3 separate regions of the Homo sapiens genome follow, and all the other regions are linked to region 3. A link is a loop called in an ENCODE intact Hi-C map of the cell type or tissue named here. Cell type or tissue: endothelial cell of umbilical vein. All regions are shown on one strand. Each heading gives the region's core, and the rest is flanking DNA. Links, peaks and the distances in the headings are about the cores only.

Region 1 (8,065 bases), core at 2,374-6,373, 110 kb before region 3:
ATGGCTTTGTGTGTTTTTCCCTCCGTAATTGACTTGTAAGTGACACTGGGCAGCTTTGGTGTAAGAGGCTATGGAGGAAAAATGGATAGGCTCAGTAGAAGTGTTTCAGGCAGAAAAAGAAAGAAAGGGACTTTGAACAGAAGCAAAAGGTATTTACTTTGACTTTCTTTCATCTTTCTAATGGTGGGGGACACTCACTGGGAAGGGACATAAGAGTTCCAAGTCTGCATTTCGCCCATGAGAAAGGACCTGGTCAATGAGAGACCAAGTATCCCAAACAATAGGCTACAACTCTGTGATCTGTGCTTTCCAATGCTCACCCCACCTTAGTCTCCAAAAATAAAACAACCCTGAAATCAGCTACCTGTAGAAAGCATGCCTTTTCAGAATTTCATAGCTGATCTCAGAGACCAAAAATACCTGAGTTTACTTTAAAAGATTTTATTAAATAGAAAGTCATTCTCAGTAAAATAACAAAAGTTCTGAACTTTCATAGTAATAAAATTATTTTTTTTTACAGGACTCATCCAACACTTTTTTTTCTTTTCTTTTCTTTCTTTTTTTTTTTTTTTTTTTTTTGAGAGGGAGTCTCTCTCTGTTGCCCAGGCTGGAGTGCAATGGTGGGATCTTGGCTCACTGCAACCTCCACCTCCCGGGTTCAAGTGATTCTCCTGCCTCAGCTTCCCAAGTAGCTGGGATTACAGGCATGTGCCACCATGCACGACGAAGTTTTTATTTTTTAGTAGAGATGGGATTTCACCATGTTGGCCATGCTGGTCTCGAACTCCTGACCTCAAGTGATCCACCCACCTCGGCCTCCCAAAGCGCTGGGATTACCAGCATGAGCCATCGTGCCCAGCCACATTCTTGTAGATATAGTGGATGCCTAGATGTTTTGGGAGACCACTCTGGGACTGTCATGGCGTTGAGGGTTTCTGTGTGCATGTGGCCCGTCATAGACCTTAGTTTCACATCATTCCCAAGCGCTAATGATCAGCCCAAACTCAGCCATGTCCATTTGCAAGGGGCTTGGGTCTGAGCGACAGTCACAAGTTTGGGCTCTCTGTGTGTCCCTTCTCATTTTCATGTTTTCCCAAGCCAAGGCTTCTCTTTAAGAATTCTTCAGCAGCACATAGGGACCAGGTCAAAGAGGTCTGGGGCCAGTAGGAAATGGAACTGTGCTAAATTTTGATAAACAGTTTCAGAAAATGAATTGAGAAGCACTACCAATCTGTGTTACTATGAGAGCTCAGACTCTCTAATCAAAGTTGGATGCTTTCAGGCGATTACATCTCCAAAACTTGTGCCGTATCTTGAATAGATATCCATGAACACAGGCAGAGGGCACTTTCACAAATGCAATCTGTATGTCTTTATATCCAAAATAAATTTCCAGAGAATGAAACAGAAAAAAAATTATTTACCTATGTATTTATTTATGGCCCAGAACCCCTCTAAACAAGGAAAGTGTACACAAGAATACAGGTTTAGGATATAGTGTAGCATGGTACAACAGCTCAGCGTTGTGAGCCTATGAAGCCCATCTGCTGTGGTAGACTGCTGCTGGCTTCACCATGCAGGTAGAAGTTGCAAATAACTTGTGCAACTGGGCAAAAGTTATTTAACTCCAACCTAGATTACTGCGTATGTAAAATGGCAATAAACACAGAACAATAGCTCCTGAGGTTATTGTGAGGATGAAAGGATATGTTTTACTGAAGCATTTAATGCAACGTCTGGCAGACACAGTAAGTGCTCAGAAGATGTTAGCTGCTATTGTTACTATCCTTGTTTGTCATTTGGAGGAGCTTAGAGAATGAAGAATGAAGACAGTATATTATAGAGCAAAGAGGGACATGCGCCTTGCTTGGCATGTGTTCCCACTGGTCACTCCTGGTCACTGAGAAGGGAAGCCAAACTTGACCTCTAGCACCAGTGTCAGAAGCAGAATCTCAGCATTCATCATGAAGATGTGCTCCATGAAGGGGAAGCCCCTCACCAGGCTCGGTGTGTGCTAAACTCACCTAGAGGCGTTTTACAGGGAGCCAGGGGCCCACCTTGACCATCGCCTCCTCAAGGAGAAGGGCAGTGGCTTGCAGTGCCACCTGCCTCCTGCTGGGCAGCACGCCTCTGTACCCCACACTGTGCAAAAGAAAGAACAGAACAGACAGAAGCTTGAAACCAGCAGGATGACAGAAGCTCTGCATAGAGGGGAATCAGGATCATTTTCCAAAAGGAGAATTTCTCTCTGTGAAAAGATAAAGACTGGTGTTTAGAAAATATATTACCTCCTCAATAAATGATCACTCTTATTGTCCTGGTTTTTATTTTGTTTTTGTTAAGGGAATCCTGGATTAATACAATAGCAAATAAGAAGAAATAAAAGAAGAAATATTTCTTCTTAATGATAAGCCTACCTAATGTGTAAAAGTTCTAGTTTAAAGTGATACAGTTATAAAATTGTTTTTCTGGTGAACCATTATAAGGCCAAGACCAGGCTTTGTCAATAATTTTTCATCCTTAAGACATTTTCTGAATGTGATTATCCTCAATGTTAACTATTTCATGACTATATTGCTACTTCGCCCTGTGGCTGAGGACTGATCTCTTTTGGGCCTCCGTTTGGTCTAATTACAGTTAATAATCCTTGTTGGACAACTGAAACATCTGAAACATTCTTTTTTTTTTTTTTTTTTTTTTTTGAGACGGAGTCTCGCGCTATCCTCCAGGCTGGAGTGCAGTGGTGCAATCTCAGTTCACTGCAACCTCCACCTCCCAGGTTCAAGCAATTCTTATGCCTCAGCCTCCCGAGTAGCTGGGATTACAGGCACCTGACACCACGCCCGGCTAATTTTTGTATTTTTAGTAGAGATGGGGTTTTGCCATGTTGGTCAGGCTGGTCTCCAACTCCTGGCCTCAGGTGTTCCGCCCACCTCGACCTCCCAAAATGCTGGGATTGCAGGTGTGAGCCACCACACCTGGCCTGAAACATTATTTAATAGCAGAATGATTCCATAAATTGTGGCCTATCCACACTATGGAATACTCTAAAGACACCAAACAAAATGAAATAGATCATCAGGTATTGACACTGACGGTGCCCGAAGTTATGCTTTAATGAAAAACAAAACAAATTACACTTCCTCTGCCTTCTACACACACACACCCCTATTTATGCATGAATGTGTATAGGTATATGCATATAAATGCATGGAAAAGGAATGGAATGAGACATATTCAACTGTTTAATGGTGAGTTTCTTAGGGAGCAAAGTTGGGGAGGTGTTTAGTTTGGGGAGGGAGGTGAAGGGAGATTTTAAAATGTTTGTGTATTTCATTGGACTCTTTTGCAAGAAGACTGTAGTCACGCAATCTGTGGTTAATAAACCAAGATATTAAACATATTAATACTGGTCACTTCCGCACAGAGCAATGGTGAGGGCTGATGGGGTACTGAGGCCTTTTGAGGCCCTCCGAGGAAAGACAAGAAGCATACATTTCTTTAGGAGAAGCATGAATGGCCCCTCCTAAAGAGGCCAACTGATGGCAGGAATCTTGGTGATTAGTAGAGATGATCAGTTCCAGGAGTAGTCAGAGCTCCAGTGTGAGGGAAAGTGAAAGTAAATAATTTCTCAAAGTAAACAGATTAAATTAAATGCATTTTTCATTCACTAGAAAAGAGAGCAGGCCCTCCTTTGTTTTATTAATATATTTTAGTAGAGTATGGATTTTTTGTCTTTTTTGGCCTCTTTCCCTTGTTCCCACTGGCCCGTGCTGTCTTTTTATTTGAATTATCTGTTTATTATATTAGGTTAAGAACCCAAAGGCCATTTTGCATGGGACACACTATAAATACCCATTATCATGGTTATATATTATGGAGCTGATGAAGGAAGACAATTTATGAAGAAATGAGATTATCTCAGTTCTTGTATAATCTGTTGTATCGTAGTCTGAAGACTACATATGCAGTTAAGAAAACGAACCGCATCTTGCAGTTGGCAGTTGTCTCAGTCCTGACTGCACAGCTGTGATATTAGGGAGAACTAAAATGTGTAAGCCAATCTATTTATGTCAGCAATCCTCCCCCTCCCTCCCCATTCATACACACCTATTTCATTCATCATTTTGACAGTTTGCACAAGCAAACCGTCCTAATTTTTTTTCAAGAGCTCTTTTCACAAATTGAGTGTGATGTAGAATTAATCATACCCGTTAGGCAGGAGGTGGAGGACTTTATTGCTAGAGGGCATTTTTCACCCCCAGCATTCAGCTTCCTCCATATTGCATCACAGAGAATTCTCAACCACCCTCAGCCTTCCCTCATCCCACAGGGGCACAGCGTTCTCAGCTGCCTTCAACTCAGTGAAGTTTGGCTCTTACTTCTGCGTTGAAAATATTTCTTTCATGTATTACAACTTTTTTCCATTTTCATCACAGCAAGCCATCATTATACTTCTTGTTATTTGGCCTTCTTGGGAAATCCCCTCCTGCCCATTCTTCCCCCTCCCCTTCCACTCCCCGCCCCCTCCCAGATCTTTCAAAACAAAAGTACTTAGAAACAAAGATATTTTAAGACATCAGCTTCAAATGGAAAGTACTACTTATGACGCTTCCCACTGAGGAAGTGGCAGGCGCCTTATTGGTTGTGCTCCTGCATTTTACTTAGAAGTTTTCTAGAATAATGCAACAGAGGAGAAGGGTAAAGAAGTTCTAGTTTGCAACGGTGACAATTGAGAAAACTTTGGTGCACATTTTTTCCTATAGACTTGCAACTTGAGTTTTGTGTGTAAAAATGTATGCCTTATGCCAACCAGTGTTTTTACACATGGAGGAAAAAAAAATCCCACCTAATCGCAGTTAACCATTTAAGCTTAAAATTCTGGCTCTCAACGCCTATGCGAGTTGTCCTTTCCTTCCTTATTACAAAAGAGGACAATCTGAAAACTATAGTCCAGACTTAAAATTGTGAAGACACCGTTAGATAAATATGTACTGCTTTGCTCTGTGGCACTTCAAAAATTATATAGACTCTGACAGTTTAGTGGAAGGAGTAGTCTTTATATCTCAAAAGCATGTAGGTAGCCCTGACAAATATTAGTTACATAAGCCTAATAGTAGCTATACTCAAACCAACACAAAGTTGCTTTAAAAGAGAGAAACTTCCTAAACCTGTTCTCATGCCTGCAGACGCTTAAGGAATTGGATCTGAACTGTAATTTTCAGCCCAAACTTTCAATAGCATGAAAACCTCACTTCTTCCATGAAAGAACTTTGAAGCAGAAATCAGAAACACATGCTCAGGTCCTGACTCAGTGGTGAACAAGCTGGGTGACTTTGGACAAATCATCTCCGCTCGAGGTGCAGATACTGACTTTCATGGTCCTATGCAAAGCTAGGAGATTAGGACCTTTAAGTTATTTTATGATTCCACACTTTAGCTTCCTTTCTCCCATATGACATTATTTCTGCCCTTATTTTCACCTGAGTCGTGTCCAAATAGTCCCTCACATTTTTATAAGCGATGAAAACATTGCTTTTATATTTTTTACTCTACTGTTTCTGTTTCTTGGAATAGAGATCAATGTCCCTATTTTATGGTTTTGTGGTGACTGCAGTGCTGAAAGCCTTGAGAAACGCCACAAGCAGAGCCCAGGAATGACAATGGAATGCTGAGAAAGGAGGCAAAATTAAGATTTTGTAGGCTCCTGTATGAATTTTAAAATTTTTGGGGGTTCTTATAAGATTTTTCCTCTATATTCCTAGTAAAATAATTGGAATTTAGTAAAAATCATTGAAGAATTTTTTTGGTTACATAAACAAAACCTTAATACCCTTAAATTTTAAAGAAAATTGTGTACAGAAGCCATTGTTTATTCTTTTTGGACATGTAGACATTTATTCACTCATTGATTTATTCAATATTTTTACTATATATATAGTTATCACATGTTGTATGTGTATATATATATATGTATGAAGATATCCAGAGAAGCTATGTTCAAGGAACTCACAGTCTGTTAGAGAAAATAAGATTATTTCACGAATCTTAATACAGGAAAGATATGTGACATAACAGTAGGGCAGCAAAGGAGTGGTGGAGGTTAAGAGAAGGGGGAGGTGATTGTGAGTCGGGTGTAATGACAATGAGACTTTGCATGTCTCTGAGCAGGACTTGAAATATTAGTTGGATTAGTGAGTGAATGAAAATGAGACACGCTATCCACCACCATCTTCCTGTGAAGCATGAAGTGACTTTTAGTGTCGTGGAAACCATGAAGCAGTGAGCCACCTCTCTGAGTGGGATTTACTTGGTAGGCAGCAAGAGGGAAGGAAGAACTTAGGGTGGCTGAAAAATCATCACGAACCAAAACAAAGCATTGCTGTGAGGTCCAAATATCCCAGTCACTGTTTTGCTTGCTTTGTTAAATATATTATGGCGTAGAGGAAAGAAGATGAGCTTTGGTGCCAGAAGGATCTAGATTCAAACTCTAGTTCTAGTATTATTTAGCTCTCTGTGTGTCAGGGTCCTCATCAGTATTGAGAATATTACCTATCTGAATGAGCTATTATGAGCATTTAGTAAAATGACTGTCATTTCTATTAGCTTTGTGATCAGGCCTTAGTTTTCTCATCTGTAAAATGGGAATAAAAATGATAAGTATGACGAAAAGATGGCATGAGATAGTGCATGTAAAATGCCCAGTTTCCTTCCTGTTAGGTAGTCAGTGCTTGATAAATCTAGGCCATTAGTAATAGCAGTACTGGTAACCTATTTATACCTTTGGTAGATACAATCAGCATTTAGATAATCATCTATATTTCTGTATACACATTTCTATGGTAATATTTCCATATTATTTGTCTTATTTAGCATTAAAACTCCCTGTTGGATATGGATTCTTATTTCTCCGTTATGTGGATCAGGAAACTCAGCTCAGAGAGGTGAACTGCAGGCAGTATTTCAGTCAGGGTGGAATCAGGCATGTTCTTTGATGACAGCAAAATTCAGGTGCCGATTCTATGAGCAGGAATCCCACCGTCTTCCTAAAATATTGCTCCAGGGTTGCAGGAGGAGCTGGGGGTCACGTCTACCATGTGTTGGTTTTGTCATGGAAAGAGCCAGATGAACCTAAGTTTGAATCCTGATTCTGCCTTTGATTACCCATGTCTTTTCAGGAAAATCAATTTAATCTCTCCAAGCTTCAGGTTCCTTACCTGGAAAACAGGCCTTGTGTTACTTACTTTATAAGGTTGTTGGGGAGATTAAAAAATTCAAATGAGAAAATGTATGTCAAGGACCTGTCACTTGGAAACTCATGAAATAGTTAACTGCTGTTTCTTAGTTGGCAGAGACCCGAGTTTAGAGATCTTCTAGCCCTCATTGCCTGGGATGCTTCACAGAATACGAATTCTTGATAGGTGTTAGGTGAGGAAAGGTTCTGTAGCTAAATAAGCTTGGGAAAGATAGATGAAACAAAACTGAATGAGGATCTTTTCTGCGGAACTTTTTTTAGAGACAGAGTCTCGCTCTGTTGCCCAGGCTGGAGTGCAGTGGTGCGATCACGGCTCACTGCTTTGAACTCCCTAATATTTAATTTTCTTGCAGAGATGATGTCTCTCTATGCGGCCCGGGCTGGTCTAGCGTCAAACTCCTGGCCTCAAGTGATCCTCCCACTTCAATCTCCCAAAGTGCTGGGGTTACAGGCATGAGCTACTGCGCCCCACCCCCGCAGAACTTATTTAATGGCTAGTGGATGATGTCTTCTAGAGTGGGATGTTGCAGGAGCGTTGCTTAAGTTCCTTTGACTACGGAATTCTCTCTAGTGGATCATGTCAGGTGACAGATGTCCCATGGTTTACACATTGAGACCTGGTGGTTAAGTCAAGCGTCTCCCTTTGATAGATGAGGACACTGTGGACAAAGGGTTAAGCAGAGAAGATATGCAGGACGGCCCAGCACCAAGCTCGTCTGCCATCCTCACTCCTCCTGCATTCATACGGCTTTGGGTTATCAGGGCTCTTTGCCTACCATTGCTCTAGTGCCTGCTGCTGGTCCTAAGAGG
Region 2 (8,065 bases), core at 2,374-6,373, 190 kb before region 3:
TTGTAGATTCTGGATATTAGTCCTTCATCAGATGTGTAGATTGTGAAGATTTTCTCCCACTCTGCGGGTTGTCTGTTTACTCTGTTGACTGTTCCTTTTGCCATGCAAATGCCCTTTAATTAGGTCCCAGCTATTTATCTTTGTTTTTATTGCATTTGCTTTTGGGTTCTTGGTCATGAAATCGTTGCCTAAGAAGGGTTTTTCCAATGTTATCTTCTAGAATTTTTATAGTTTCATGTCTTAGGTTTAAGTCCTTAATCCATCTTGAGTTGATTTTTGTATAAGGTGAGAGATGAGGATCCGGTTTCATTCTCCTGCAGGTGGGTAGCCAATTATCCCAACACCATTTGTTGAAAAGGGTATCCTTTCCCCACTCTATGTTTTTGTTTGCTTTGCCAAAGATCAGTTAGCTGTAAGTATTTGGGTTTATTTCTGGGTTCTCTATTCTGTTCCATTGGTCTATGTGCCTATTTTTATACCAGTACCATGCTGTTTTGGTGACTATCGCCTCATAGTATAGTTTGAAATCAGATCGTGTGATGCCTTCAGATTTGTTCTTTTTGCTTAGTCTTGCTTTGACTATGTCGGCTCTTTTTTGGTTCCATATGAATTTTAGAATTGTTTTTTCTAATTCTGTGAAGAATGATGGTGGTATTTTGATGGGGATTCCACTGAATTTGTAGATTGCTTTTGGCAGTATGGTCATTTTCACAATATTGATTCTACCCATCCGTGAACATGGGATGTGTTTCCATTTGTTTGTGTTGTCTGTGATTTCTTTCAGCAGTGTTTTGCAGTTTTCCATGTAGAGGTAGTTTGACTCTTTTGTTAGATATATTTCAAAGTATTTTATTTTATTTTTTGCAGCTGTTTTAAAAGGGGTTGAGGTTTTGATTTGATTCTCCACTTGGTTGCTGTTGATGTACGGAAGAGCTACTGATTTGTGTACGTTAATCTTGTATCTGAAAACTTTGCTGAATTCTCTTATCAGTTCTAGGAGCTTTCTGGAGGAATCCTTAGGGTTTTCAAGGTAAACGATCATATCATCAGCAAACATTGACAGTTTGACTTCCTCTTTACCAATTTGGATGTGCTTTCTTTCTTTCTCTTGTCTGATTTCTCTAGCTAGGACTTCCAGTACTATATTGAAGAGAAGTGATAAGAGTGGGCATCCTTGTCTTATTCCAGTTCTCAGAGGGAATGCTTTCAACTTTTCCCCATTCAGTATTATGTTGGCTGTGGGTTTGTCATAGATGGCTTTTATTACATTAAAGTATGTCTCTTATATACCGATTTTGCTGAGAGTTTTAATCATAAAGGATGCTGGATTTTGTCAAATGCCTTTTCTGCATCTATTGAGATGATCATGTGATTTTTGTTTTTAATTCTGTTTATGTGGTGTATCACATTTATTGACTTGTGTGTGTTAAACCATCCCTGCATCCCTGGTATGAAACCCAGTTGATCATGATGGACTATCTTTTTGATATGTTGTTGGATTCAGTTAGCTAGTACTTTAAGGATTTTAGCATCCATGTTCATCAAGGATATAGGTCTGTAGTTTTCTTTTTTGGTTATGTCCTTTCCTGATTTTGGTATTAGGGTGATGCTGGCTTTATAGAACGAATTAGGGAGGGTTGCTTCTTTCTCTATCTTGTGAAAAGGATCTCTGTCAAAAGGATTGGTACCGGCCGGGTGCAGTTGCTCACGCCTGTAATCTCAGCACTTTGGGAGGCCGAGGCAGGCAGATCACGAGGTCAGGAGATCGAGACCATCCTGGCTAACGTGGTGAAACCCCGTCTCTACTAAAAATACAAAAAATTAGCTGGGCATGGTTGTGGGTGCATGTAGTCCCAGCTACTTGGGAGGCTGAGGCAGCAGAATGGCATGAACCCGGAAGGCGGAGCTTGCAGTGAGCTGAGATCGCGCCAGTACACTCCAGCCTGGGTGACAGAGCGAGAGTCCGTCTCAAAAAAAAAAAAAGGATTGGTACCAATTTTTCTTTGAATATCTGGTAGAATTCTGCTGTGACTCCATCTGATCCTGGACGTTTTTTTGTTGGTAACTTTTAAATTACCATTTCAGTCTGTTCAGGGTGTCTAATTCTTCTGATTTAAGCTAGGAGGGTTGTATTTTTCCAGGAATTTATCCATCTCTTCTAGGTTTTCTAGTTTATGTGTGTAAAGGTGTTCATAGTAGCCTTGAATTATCTTTTTCTTTTCGGTGGTATCAGTTGTAATAATGTGAGATTATTTAGATCTTCTGTCTTCTTGGCTAATCTTGCTAATGGTCTATCAATTTTATTTGTCTTTTCAAAGAACCAGCTTTTTGTTTCATTTATCTTTTGTGTTTTTTTTTGTTTCAATTTCATTTAGTTCTGCTCTGATCTTGGTTACTTCCTTTCTTCTGCTGGGTTTGGGTTTGGTTTGATCTTGTTTCTCTAGTACCTTGAGGTGTGACCTTAGATTATCTGTTTGTGCTCTTTCAGACTTCTTGATTTAGGCATTTAGGGCTATGATCTTTCATCTTAGCACCACCTTAGCTATATCCCAGAGGTTTTGATAGGTGATGTCATTATTATCATTAAGTTCAAATAATTTTTAAATTTCCATCTTGATTTTGCTTTTGACCCAGTGCTCATTCAGGAACAGATTATTTAATATCCATGTATTTGCATTGTTTTGAAGGTTCCTTTTGGAGTTGATTTCCAGTTTTATCCCACTGTAGTCTGAGACAGTGCTTGATATAATTTCAATTTTCTTAAATTTATTAAGCTTTGTTTTATTGCCTATCATACGGTCTATCTTGGAGAAAGTTCTATGTGCTGTTGAATAGAATGTGTATTTTGTGGTTGTTGGATGGAAGTCTGTGAAGTCCATTTGTTTTAAGGTATAGTTTTAAGTCTATTGTTTCTTTGTTGACTTTCTGTCTTGATGACTTGTCTAGTGCTATCAGTGGAGTATTGGAGTCCCCACTATTATTGTGTTGCTGTCTCTCTTGTTTGTTAGGTCTGTTAGTAATTGCTTTATAAATTTGGGAGCTCCAGTATTAGGTGCATATATGTTTAGGATTGTGATATTTTCCTGTTGAACAAGGCCTTTTACCATTACGTCATATCCCTCTTTGTCTGTTTTAACCACTGTTGCTTTAAAGTTTGTTTTCTGTGATATAATAGCTACACCTGCTTGCTTTTGGTTTCCATTTGCATGAAATGCCTTTTTCCACCCCTATAAGTTTATGTGAATACTTAGGTGAGTCTCCTGAAGGCAGCAGATAGTTGGTTGGTGAGTTCTTATCCATTCTGCAGTTCTGTACCTTTTAAGTGGAGCTCTTAGGCCATTTACATTTAATGTTAGTATTGAAGGTACCATTGCATTCATCATGCTCTTTGTTGCTTGGGTACTTTGGTTTTTTGGTTTTTGTTTTTGCTTTTTAACTTGTATTTTTGTTTTATAGGTCCTGTGTGATTTATAGTTTAAAGAGGTTCTGTTTTGATGTGTTTCCAGGATTTGTTTCAAGATTTAGAGCTCCTTTTGGCAGTTCTTATAGTGGTTGGCTTGGTAATGGCAAATTCTCTCAGCATTTGTTTGTCTGAAAATGACTTTATCTTTCCTTCAGATATGATGCTTAGTTTTGCTTGGATACAAAATTCTTGGCTGATAATTGTTTTGTTTGAGGAGGCTGAAGATAGTCCCTTCTAGCTTATAGGGTTTCTGCTGAGAAATCTGCTGTTAATCTGATAGATTTTCCTTTATAGGCTACCTGGTGCTTCTGTCTCACAGCTCTTAAAATTCTTTCCTTTGTCTTAGCTTTGGATAACCTAATGACAATATGTCTAGGCAAAGATTTTTTTTTTTTTTTAAACAGTTTCACTTTTGTTGCCCAGGCTGGAGTGCAATGGTGCGATCTTGGTTCACCGCAACCTCCACCTCCCGGGTTCAAGTGATTCTTCTGCCTCAGCCTCCCAAGTGGTTGGGATTACAGGCATGTGCCACCACGCCCAGCTAATTTTATATTTTTAGTAGAGATGGGGTTTCTCCATGTTGGTCAGGCTGGTCTCAAACTCCCAATCTCAGGTGATCCACCCACCTCGGCCTCCAAAAGTGCTGGGATTACAAGCGTGAGCCCTCTGACTTTCAAATAGTCTGTCTTTGAGCTTACTATTTCTTTCTTCCAATTGACCAGTTCTGCTGTTGATGCTCTCTATTGCATTTTTTAATCTCATTAATTGTATTTTTTACCTCCAGGATTTGTTTGATTTTTAAAAAGTTATTTCAATCTCTCCCTTAAATTTCTCCGATAAATTTCTGAATTGATTCTCTGTGTTTTCTTGAAGTTTGTTGAGCTTCCTTAAAACAGCTATTTAAAATTCTTTGTCCAAGAGATTACACATTTCCATCACTTTCAGGGTCAGCTTCTGGCACCTTATTTTGTCTGTTTGGTGAGGTCATATTTCCTTGAACGTTCTTGATGCTTGTGACGTGTGACCATGTCTGAGCATTGAGGGATTAGGTATTCATTTTAGCCTTCACAAATTGGCCTTGTTTGTGCCTGTCCCTGTCAGAGGGCCTTCTAGGGATTTTAAGCAGACTGTCTTGGTTTTCCTGAGCCTGTGACCACTGTAGCTGTCTCAGCACTAGAGGACACTATAAGCTCAGGCTTACTCCAGGTCTTGTGAGGATTCCAAAGTTTGTGTGGCCTTCTGGCTCAGATGAGCCTGGTGAGGACCCAAGGAGGGTACTGGGGCTGAGTGGGAATACTGGCCAGTAAGTCCAGAAGACTGTCCTGATGGCTCAGATGGGTATGCCTCCCAGCAGGTCTCTGCACAGGTGATATAGGTCCCTGACTGCAGCTAGAGGGGCTGGATTTGAGACTGGGTCCCCTTGGGATCTGTTGTGAGAAGGAGACTGGCGGGCCTGTCTCATTGACTCAGGCATGCATCACACAGCAGGTCTTTGAAAAGCAACGTTCTTCCTTGTTACAACAGTATGGGCTGGAGCTGAGGCTGGGCCCCTTTGGGATCTGTTGTTAGCCACAAGTTCACTAAGTGCCCTGGTCATTGTGATTTGTACCATTAGCCTAATTCATCTGTTTTAGACTCCCAGGTCAACCCTACCCTTCTAGATTGACTTTGCTCCCCTTAGCCACAAATAACATCTTGCCTCATGGGGGAGGTACATCACCTATTAGCAGGAGCAAATAAGCTCTTAGAGATGGCCTGAGGAGCTTGCCTAAGCAAAAGCATGACTTTATGACATAGTATTTCTAGGATGACTGTATGTTCTGGTTTGCCTGTGACCATCTCAAGTTTATGTTTGTTGTCCAGGCATAATTATTAATAGTGCTCCAGTCATTGTCATTATTTGGATGAAATACGGTAACCCTACAATTTTCATCTGAGTAATGGGAATAAGATTGCCAACCCTTTTAAAAATTACACAGTAGTTCCTCCTTATCTGTGGTTTTGCTTTCTGTGGTTTCAGTTACTCATGGTCAACTGCAGTACAAAAACATTAAATGGAAAATTTCAGAAATAAACGAGTCATAAATTTTAAATCAAATGCTATTTTGAGAAGCACAATGAACTCTCATGCCATCCTGCTCTGTCCCACCCAGGTCCTTAATCATCCCTTTGTCCTGTGTATCCACCTGCCCATTACACTACCTACCTAGTTAGCCACTGACATCATGTGTTCCTGACATCCAACCATTGACATAGTCATGGCTTGATGATCCAGGATCACCCAAAGCAGACACTCTTCCTTCTGAAGGGTCATCAGAAAGTCAAATAGTTGCCTAATGCTGCATCACAATGCCTACTTCATTCACCTCATTTCATGTATCATGTAGGCATGTATCATCTCAAATTATCAGAAGAACAATGAGTACAGTGTAATAAGATATTTTGAGAGAGATAAAGAGAGCAAGCACATCCACATAACTTATTGTAGTATATTTTTGTAATTGTTCTATTTTATTATTTGATAATGTTAATCCCTTACTGTGCCTAATATATAAATTAAACTTTATTGTATGTATGTATGGAAAAAGTAGTATATATAGGATTTTATACTATTTATGGTTTCAGGCACGCACTGGGGCTCTGGAACATGTCCCCCATGGATAAGGGGAAACTACTATAATGCTATTTAGCAGATCAAATGAGATTATGTTTATGAAAATCTTTTAAAGGGATTTGAAGACAGCCTGCCCTGGCTGCATGAGGTGATGGCATTATTTGTTGTTGTTATTATCTGTTTTGGCTCATGCAGACGTATTAGTTCAAATTCCATTTTCTTGGTTATTGGATATTTTTTAGACTGTTGAGGTCAGGAAACAAGTTATCTTCAGCTTCGAGAGGTGTTATTATATATACGGTTTCATTAGCAGTAAAAAATCTCATTGTTTCAAGTAAACACTTCATTTAAAAATACAATTGATTTTTACGAAATAGAACCATACTACTACTACATTTTTTTTCCCCACTATTCATGCTGGACTTCTAAATGATAAAAAAGGAAAAAGATATATGAATAGAATTTTAATCACATGGTAAACAATAAAGCACCCATTATAGAAACAGCATAAATAAGAAACAAAACATAGACTACCTAACCCTGTATGTATGGTGTGTGTACGTTTGTGGGTAGTTTTAATGAAATTTAAGAAATGCAAACTTACTAAGTGTGCATTTTCCTGTACCTGTTAGTATTGAAATAGACAAATATGCTTAGCAAGAAAGGAAAAAAATTGGGGTGGGTAACCAATAAGTTGATAAATAAGGTCCCAAATAACTGAGAGTTTACTGTAGTTTAAGCAGTCACATTACTTCTTTTTAGCAAAACAGATAAACGATCACATCTGTAATTAAACTCTGGTCTGATTGCATTGCTATATCTAAGTGTTTGCCTCTGGTGTAATAATGTGCTTTCTCAAATGGGATTGCTTTTCTATTGCTCTTTATTCCTGAATGACCTGGTCTTTCCTGAACCAGGGAGAAAATGTGCTTTATAATGAAATAATGATTTCTTTCAAGGTTTAACAGTATTATTTGCTAAGTTATCTCTTTTAGGGTCTCTAATGATGCCTCCAGGCAGTGAAGGAGTTACTTTTCCTCAAGAAGAAAATTAAAAAATAGAAATGGAAATTTTCATAATGGAAAATTAAAAGTGTGAGTTCCTTAAAAGGAAGAAAAGCTTTTATGGATCTCACAGGAGGATTCTTGGTTACTCCACTAAGCAACTTCGCCTGACCATTTTTTTTTTTTAAGTAGTGAAATGTAATGTGTGTTCGAATGTCTTAGAAGTTCAAACTTTTAGCCTATATGTTCTGTTTGGCCTGAGGCACTAAGAAATAGTATGAAATTTCATATAGAAATATGGATTTTTGGCTTCCCTTTAAAAATTTTTTACATATCAACAAGTTAGCTGGCTGTCCTTCTATTGATGCCCTCATTAGAGGCATAGGGCATTTGTCAGTCCTTTGTCATGTCACTTAGCTAACAGACTTGGTCTTAAAGTTTGCAACTCTTAATCCATATTGTCATTCATTTAAAAAATTATACAGACATGTTATATGAAAAACTTTGCTCAAGGAGCTAAGCCAAGATGCACATGGCCTGTTACTTAAGGGATCTTATGGAATACCAGATCACTGATATGTTCAGTGGAACGCATTCCATGACACATGAGTTGAGATGTGTTCCAGATTTCTGCTTTGGAAGTTCACAATGCATGTTAGCATATTAAAGGCTTTGAAAGCCTCCAGTAATGAAACTGTTATATATTTAACCATTATTGAAGAAAAAAAGGGCTAGTTCTGGGGAACACACTTTGAGAAATGGTGATCTGTAGCTTGGCTGTAAATTAAAGGAGGCTATTAACATTTACATATTAATAAATATAGGAAATGAATCAGAGACCTAGAAGAGTCTCATACAAATATATTCACAGGGAAAAAATAACTGAATTCAAGACTCTTCATCTTCTATTTGGAATAAGGTCCATAAGGTATAAAAGCTCATATGCCTTTTTTTGTAAAACACTAATATTAGATGGAGCTTTAT
Region 3 (8,065 bases), core at 1,295-5,294:
AAAGTAAAATGGTGGTTGCCAAGGGTTGAGGGAAAAGGTGTTTAATGGGTAAAGTTTCAGTTTTGCAAGATGAAAAGTGCTACAGATATATTGCACAACAATGGGAATGTACTTAAGACCACAGAACTATACACTTAAATGGTTAAGATGGTAAATGTAATCGCATGTGCTTTTTACCGCGATAAAAAATATTCAAGGAAGAAAGGTTATCTACTGATTAGTACCTAATCACCATTGCCACTTGAAAATCCAAGACAAGAATTAGCAATATATTTTTATCTTAGTTGACAGTAGGATCTTGGATAATTAATATTTGTTGGTGGTTTATTTTTAGGGACAAGAAACATCATTATAGATGCTTCTCCTGTATCATCTCTCTTTCAAACAACTGATATTTGATGGTGTATCTAAATTCATTCCTTTTGGTATGATATGGCTTTCTTTTGGCATTGGTGGTATTTTAATGGGCAAAATAAGTAATAAGGCACTTGTTATTTAAAAATTAGAAGTGAGCATTCTAGTCATCCATTTCTTCAAATTTTCTAAGCTCTACCCTTCTTCCAAGTTAGGTCACCCAAATGCTATATGCCTGGAGAATATTAGTGTTTCCCTTTCTGTAGAAGTGGTTCGACAAATTCCCAATACATTAACATGTTTTTGACCTTTATCCAGGGTCAATCTAAGAAATGGCTTTATGAAGAATACCTCTCTATCATTTGTAAAATTGCTATTAAACACAATGTTAATTTATGTTTCTTATAAAACACACTTGCATTCAATCTCTCTGATTTTTTTTATTTTTTATTTTTTAGTTTGGGAATGTTTGTCTATTTTTCTTATGTGACTATATTCTTCATTTATTATAAAATGAGAATGATATCACCCATTCTGTTTTCTCTTTACCTAGCCTCTAGGAAATCCAGAGTCTATGTTTATATGAAATTTAATAATTATTTAGCCCAGATTTCTGGCATCATTACCAACATCATCACTATTAAGCATTACATCATTGCTTTGTATTTCTTTGTGAATGAACTTTAATCCTGTTACGGATTTAACTGTAATTTCTGAGCTTGTATTCCTTATCAAACAGCAGGGAAGTCTCCCAATTTGTCATTGGAAGGCTTTTCACTTCTGTGCTATTACCTATTGAAGCATTTCTCAAATGTTTAAAAACTGTCCCTAAAGGCAGAAAGAATGAATGAAAATCCTGAAGGGGTTTGGGAGTGTATCTCAAGTAGCTCAGTGCTGGCATAATATTTCTTTGTATTTTATGTTTTATCTCCTCCAAAAACACATCTGCATTTTTTAGAGATAAAAAGATAATTTTTAAATCACTTATCAGTCAACATACTTACCTTTTCCTTTTTAAATCTTTGAGTAAAATTAATACTCAAGGTAGATGTACTATTTTTATCTTGTGACTTTGAAACCCCTTTGATTCCTGACACTAAATGTAACACAAGAGAGACATTGAGAGCTGAAAGTAAACCTGCAAATAACCTTTCCCAATCCCTTCATTTCCTGTGTAATGAAACTTGGGTACAGAAAAGTTCAACCAAGATCTCCCAGAATAGATTTTGTTTCTGGTCTCCTGGGCCAAAGGACTTCCTGTTACATCACATGCCTCATTCTATGGCCTTGCAGCCTAATGAATCATACAAGAAGGCAGGATCAGATGATCTGCAGCTCCCTTTCCAGCCCTACTATTTTGTTTTTGTGCTTCTGAAAGCCATGACTACACTGAGCTCAATAATATAAGTGGAGTTAAAAATAATTAAAGACGTCAATAGCTGTCATGAAGATGCCCAATATTGTGTAAAGTAGTTTGCATCCTAAACACACGACTCACATGAGAATATTTTGAAGGATGCAGCAATGCTCCTAGAACACTCTGTACACAGAGGTGGGTGAAAGTTTGCATTTAAATTTCAACGTTCTGTTCACCTCTATTTTTATATCAGAATGTAAATGTCACAAAGACAGATATCATCAACAGGGGGATATTGTTTGTACGTATCAGTTTCTGGATATAGATTCAGGTCCCTGAGTTATTATTCTTTAGTTAGTGCTGTCCAATAGAGCTTTCTGGGGTCATGAAATGTTTAATATCTGCTCTGTACAGTATGGTGGCCACGAGCCTCATGCGGCTATTGAACACATGAAATGTGGCTAGTGCAACCAAAGATCTGAATTTTATTATTTATTTATTTATTTTTATTTACTTATTATTATTATTATTTTTTGAGGTGGAGTCTTGTCTTGCTCTGTTACCCAGGATGGAGTGCAGTGGCACGATCTCGGCTCACTGAAACCTCCGCTTCCTGGGTTCAAGTGATTCTCCTGCCTCAGCCTCCCAAGTAGCTGGGACCACAGGCGCCTGCCACCTCACCCAGCTAATTTTTGTATTTTTAATAGAGACAGGGTTTCATCATGTTGACCCGGCTGGTCTCCAACTCCTGACCTCAAGTGATCCACCCGCCTAGGCCTCCCAAAGCGCTGGGATTACAGGATGAGCCACTGCACCTGGCCTGAAGATCTGAATCTTAAAAGTTAAGTGTAATAAATGTAAATAGCACATATGGCTTCTGGTGACTGTATTGGACAGTGCAGCCTCTGGGTCTTATAAAAGAGGAGAGATATAGAATTGGAGGAATGAGGTGATCAACTTTCAAAACACAGATACGAAGAACAGGCAAGTCATTTTCTTTTACTTCAAGTCTTTCCAAAGATATCAAATTAATCATTGTTAATCATATTAAGAAATATCTCAGGAGAGGAAAAATATTTATCTTTTTCTTAAAAAAAAGACAATTTAGTGACAGTCATAAAATTAACTGCTTTAAAACGGGGGAAAAAAGTGAACACTAATGCCATCTTGTGGATTCTGGATGCTGGGACATGCTCAGGTTTTGTGAACGTGTGTTCAGTGACAAGCCATGAAGTCCAGAGAGTAGTCACATTTGCCTTTCAGTTATATATTTTGAATGTGTTTGCATGAATTATAGCCAGAGGGCTTCAAAGAATATCCACACATTAAAAATCAATCTTGAAAAAATAAATAATCTTTTATTCTTGATTGACTTGAATGGCTGATAAAGGATGGGCAACTATCTGAATTCAGTAACAATGAGTTTTTGAAAAAAAAAATCATAGTTGGCGCCTGTTTGGGTTCATTTCTATAACAATAATTTAAAACATTTTCCCAATGTCTTCCTTTACCTCTTTAAAGTATCATGGAAAATAAAAAGGAGATACAAAAAAGTGCTTAGAAATTTTCAAGATCCTTGAATCAAAACAGAACTATCTTTCTATATTTTATATATCTGAAAATGTTTTTGATTGTCATGTATAGTTATATTTGCTTCATCACATACCAACACACACACACACACACACACACACACACACACACACACTCCTGCAGTTATTCAGTTCCCTTTTCTCATCTCATATTCCTGTCATTAAATGAGTTGTACGGCCCTCTAGGACAAGAACTCTGCCTTTGGTACCATAGTGCTTGTCAAATATTAAGTGTAATTTACACTTATTAATTGATTTGTCTTCTGGATCTCCTTCTGCTAAGGCTCTCACAGATACTCTCCTGGCACAAACAAGGATATAGGAATTGTTTTTATCCTATAAAATGCTTATCTGATAAAGTTAAAAGGTAATAAAAATGATTTTACATACATGATGGCGATAAGGAGGAAAAATCCTGCACGTGTAATTATGATGAGGCATAAGGAAGAAGAGATGATGATGTATACTTTTTTTCTTTCTATCTGGCCCAAAATGGTGCTGATGATTTGTATTGGAGACATCTTTTAAATATAGTATTAATAAATAGACTTTAAATTATTTGTTTGGAAATTTAAATGTCATCATTGTGTTAGGGTGTTCAATAAGCCTAAATTTGAAGGGAGGACATTGTAATTAATGATGAATTCAGAATTCTGAATTTAGAATTCTGGAAATTTAATCTAGAAAGTAATAAATCATGTGTATTGATGTATCCATGAGGCAGAGATTGAAGAGAGGAGAGGAGAGGAGGGACATCAGAAGCTCAAGCATCAAAAGATTATTTGTCTCCAAAAAAGAATTTATTGGTGCTATAAAGTGGAACAGGAAGACACAATACTGTTCTATAGAAAGAAATTGAGGATTTTGAACATATTGTGATGAACATAAAGTGCAATGTGTGCTGTAAAAGATAAAAACATCAAGTCTGAGGCAGCAAGTCCAATAGAAATGGATTAGGAAGAGTAGCTAAAGCTGTAATAAGAGACACGGTCATTTAGGTTCACCGGTGGAATCAGGAGAAAAGAGCTTCCTAGATCATTGACATAAAAAGAGACTAGAAGGCTTAGCTTTTGCTGGGAATAGGAGAACATATAGACCCAGAAAAAGATATCTGAGAAATAAGAGACAAATCAAGTGTAATTCTCAAGATATAGAGAAGACAGCAATATTAAAGATACTAAAGCTGACAATAATAAAGTTTACCATGTGAAAACCAGGATCATTTCAAATGAAAGGAGAGAGTTCTTTCCCTGCCTTATATCCTGTTTCAGGAATAAATTTATTTTCCAAACATAGGTCAATAAAATAATAGTAACAGATTTTAAAGGTTTGTACACCAAGAACTTAAAAGGAACATAACTTATATTGGGAGACATTCATGAAAGGAAACTCAATGTTAGTATATGTAAATTCATTTTTTTTCCTGCTGGAATAAAAGTAAAAATGGTAAAGGCAGTGAGGAAAATTTATCTTTATCATATATGTTTAAAAGAAAAAAATTAATCATTTCATTTATGGCAATATGGCAGACTAGATGATTTGAAAACTTACCTGCAACTAACATCTAGACATGTAGGATAACATATAACAAAAGTTATTCGAAATATAGAGCTGAATTTGAAAGAAAACATGATATAGTGGCCAGAAAGTAAGAAGGAAATGAAAATCACTCTAGTAAGTGTGAGCTGAAACTGTGTAACCCTGGAGTATTTGACTGTCACAGAAACACTTGTATAGAGATAAGAAAAATTGGGAGTTAGCAGGGAAGAGAGGTGGAATTGATATAGATTATAGCGTCATAAAGCCAAGACCCTTAAAGGGCTATGTGCTTAGTGAAACGTAATCTTAGAAAAGTTCTACATATCAGCTCCGAAAGATGATGAAGATGATTGTGTGTCTCAGACTCAACCCTGGGAATTAATAAACTTAGGCATAGCTTCACAGTGATTTGGGGACTGAATTTAGATTGTCTGTATTGTCTGGAAACCTCAAGTTAAGAGATGAACATAAAATGACTCTAGGCTGCTGATAGTCCTGGGACTCCTCGCAGAGAAAAAAATCACAAGGAATACTTTAAAAATCCAGATGATAAGATAGATATTTCATTGATAAAGATCCTATCAATCATCCAAATAATGAACTCACAATACAGTATTTCAAAACTCAAGACAAAATAGTCCACCATGTGCAAAAGTCAGCATATAAAATAAAGAATATTATACATTGAGACTTTGAGATAAAAGAATTGCAATATAAAATAAAATATCAAATAATTATGTTTAGTGTATATAGAGGTGTTAAAAATGTTAGAAAAGGAAATTAATAGATTTTCGTGAAATTAAAAATATACTATTTGAAATAAAAAATCTAATAGGTTACCCAGCTGAACATAAAATTAATAAACTATAAGATATATTTGAAGGAATTATTCAATGTTAAGCACAAAGATAAAGAGATGGAAAATACAAAAGAGAAGAGACATGGAGAACAGAATGGGAAGTTTCAACACCGTAAACAGGAGATGCAGAAGGAGAAATTATTGAGAATGGCAGAGAGGTAATATTTAAAGTTTAAAGACTTTCCTGGTTGAAGACTTTCCAGAATTGATGAAAGACATCAATCTTCAGATTTAAAGCATACAGTGAATTTCTAGCAGGATAAAAGGAATTTCATATCTAGAAAGAGTTTATTTAAAAAAGCAGAACACCAAAAAAAAAAAAACACCCTACAAATTCATACCGATTTAGATTGTCTTCACACTTCAATTGGCAACAAAAGCAAGCAGAAACAAAAGAAACAGGATTTCAAAGAACTGAGAAATAGCTTTCAACTAGATTTCTATACCCAGCTAAATTATGGTTTAAGTGTGAGATCAAAAAAAATTTTCAGACAAAAAAGACTAGGACAATTTAGACTTGGAACAAGACTGAAAGAAATATCGGGCCGGGCGCGGTGTCTCACGCCTGTAATCCCAGCACTTTGGGAGGCCGAGACAGGTGGATCATGAGGTCAGGAGATTGAGACCATCCTGGCTAACATGATGAAACCCCGTTTCTACTAAAAATACAAAAAATTAGCTGGGCGTGGTGGCGGGCACCTGCAGTCCCAGCTACACGGGAGGCTGAAGCAGGAGAATGGCGTGAACCCGGGAGGCGGAGCTTGCAGTAAGCCAAGATCGCACCACTGCACTCCAGCCTGGGCGGCAGAGCGAGACTCCGACACAAAAAATAAATAAAAAAAAATAAAAAATAAAAAATAAAAAAAAATAAAAATCAAAGAATGGAAATATAGAAAGAAGAATTGCATATTCAAAAGGAAGGTATGGCAATGATAAGTCAGCAAAATGTAAACATGAGTGAAATCATAAGAGGGTGATGATGATTATGTGATGATTACCGTACATGTTAAAATTTTAAGGTTAATCAATAAGAGAAAAGAAATAGAATGTATGTATGTGTGTTTGTGTGTATTTGCATAAAATAACCATTTTTCCTCCTAAAGAATTCAGAGCTACTCCTATAACAAAACAAACTGATATAATAGAAAAGTGACATGTTGCATTCTGTTTATATGACCATTATTACATTTTTTAAATTTTATTTTTATGTTTCAGATTGCGTCTTAAAAATGGAAACATTTCCCTACGTATGCAAAATAACATTATTACATTTAGTAATCATTCCATTATATCTCTTCATACCTGTTATATAATGAAATTTTGCTTACCTGTTACAAAAATGTTCTTTGGAGCTGATTTCATTTTTCCTAAGTAGAATCCAGTCCTTACATGATACCTGGTTATTTTTTTCCTAAAGTTTCTTTTCATCCACAATGGCCCCTTTGTCCTTGACACTGATTTCTTGAGGAAACCAGGCCAATCTCCCCGCATCGATTTGCTTATTGCAACTTTATGGGTTCTGATGATCTTGTTCTTTTTTTCATGTATTTACTGCAAACTGGAAGCTAGAAAAACAACTGGTGAGTTCAAGATAAGTCTTTTTTTTTTTTTTTTGCCTAGACTGTATTATCAATGATGTCATATATTTATTAAACTAATAAGCATATTAATAACTTGTTGGTCCACCTTAGCAATGGTTTAAAGGTGACAAGCTCTTCATTTTACAGATGTATTTTTCCTTGTGACTGTGTAGTGCTCTTTTGGTATCATAAATCTGTTTAGTTCCCCAGTAACAATTCACTTAATAATAATTGATAATCTTTGCCTGAATAAAAAGCTTCATTTTAGAAGTGATGGTTTCTAATCCAATAATTTCTTCTAAATATATTATTTGGCATTCTTCTAGAAAGTAGCACTTTTTGCTTCATCAGTTGAGACTATTTGGTTATCTTAAAGTTCTTGCTTGAAAAGCAGAGTAAATGCTTAGTTTTTTCTTTTTATTTAACACATTTTTAAAGTAAGGAGTTACTTTAAGAGTGACCTCAATTGATAACAAATGCATTTTTTGACTTTCTCTTTTTTGAGTGTCATTATAAAGACATGGACTTTCATAGATGCCAAGGGGTTCATACAGCTGCAATCATTATTCTTTTCAATGCTTAAATTGACACAATTCTGGCCATTCAAGAACCCTTCAAATGGAATCTTATGTCCTTTTCACAGACCCCATGTATCTTGGAAGTATTCTAGCACACAAGATACTCCAGTCTCACATTATAACTTATTTACTCATAACTCCACTCAGCCATTTCCCTGCAAGGACCCGTTTTCCTTTTAGTCTTGAATTATATTAAAGATCATAAG

Evidence for each region. Peaks named below come from ENCODE experiments on the same cell type or tissue, not always from the same donor. Only the 100,000 strongest peaks of a DNase experiment are listed, where the experiment ranks them.
Region 1: a loop joins it to region 3, with 2.5 times the contacts of the local background. A loop is called at or near these places in 3 of 110 quality-filtered maps.
Region 2: it touches region 3 in a loop (14-fold over the local background); 16 of 110 quality-filtered maps call a loop at or near these places.

Annotation. Positions count from the first base shown.
Region 1 is chr6:155,414,067-155,422,131 of GRCh38, forward strand. The region is part of intron 10 of NOX3 (NADPH oxidase 3); the gene reads right to left. Among named protein-coding and RNA genes, the nearest start is that of NOX3, 38 kb to the right of the region's middle. RefSeq lists enhancers at 4,236-4,385, 4,486-4,545. In endothelial cell of umbilical vein, for the core only: no CTCF peak of the experiment used is centred there; a DNase peak (open chromatin) is centred at 4,515; H3K27ac peaks cover 387 bases.
Region 2 is chr6:155,335,962-155,344,026 of GRCh38, forward strand. No RefSeq gene overlaps it. Among named protein-coding and RNA genes, the nearest start is that of TFB1M, 26 kb to the left of the region's middle. In endothelial cell of umbilical vein, for the core only: a CTCF peak has its summit at 4,643 (motif pointing right); no DNase peak of the experiment used is centred there.
Region 3 is chr6:155,527,551-155,535,615 of GRCh38, forward strand. No RefSeq gene overlaps it. Among named protein-coding and RNA genes, the nearest start is that of NOX3, 76 kb to the left of the region's middle. In endothelial cell of umbilical vein, for the core only: a CTCF peak has its summit at 2,911 (motif pointing left); DNase peaks (open chromatin) are centred at 1,661 and 2,871; H3K27ac peaks cover 1,555 bases.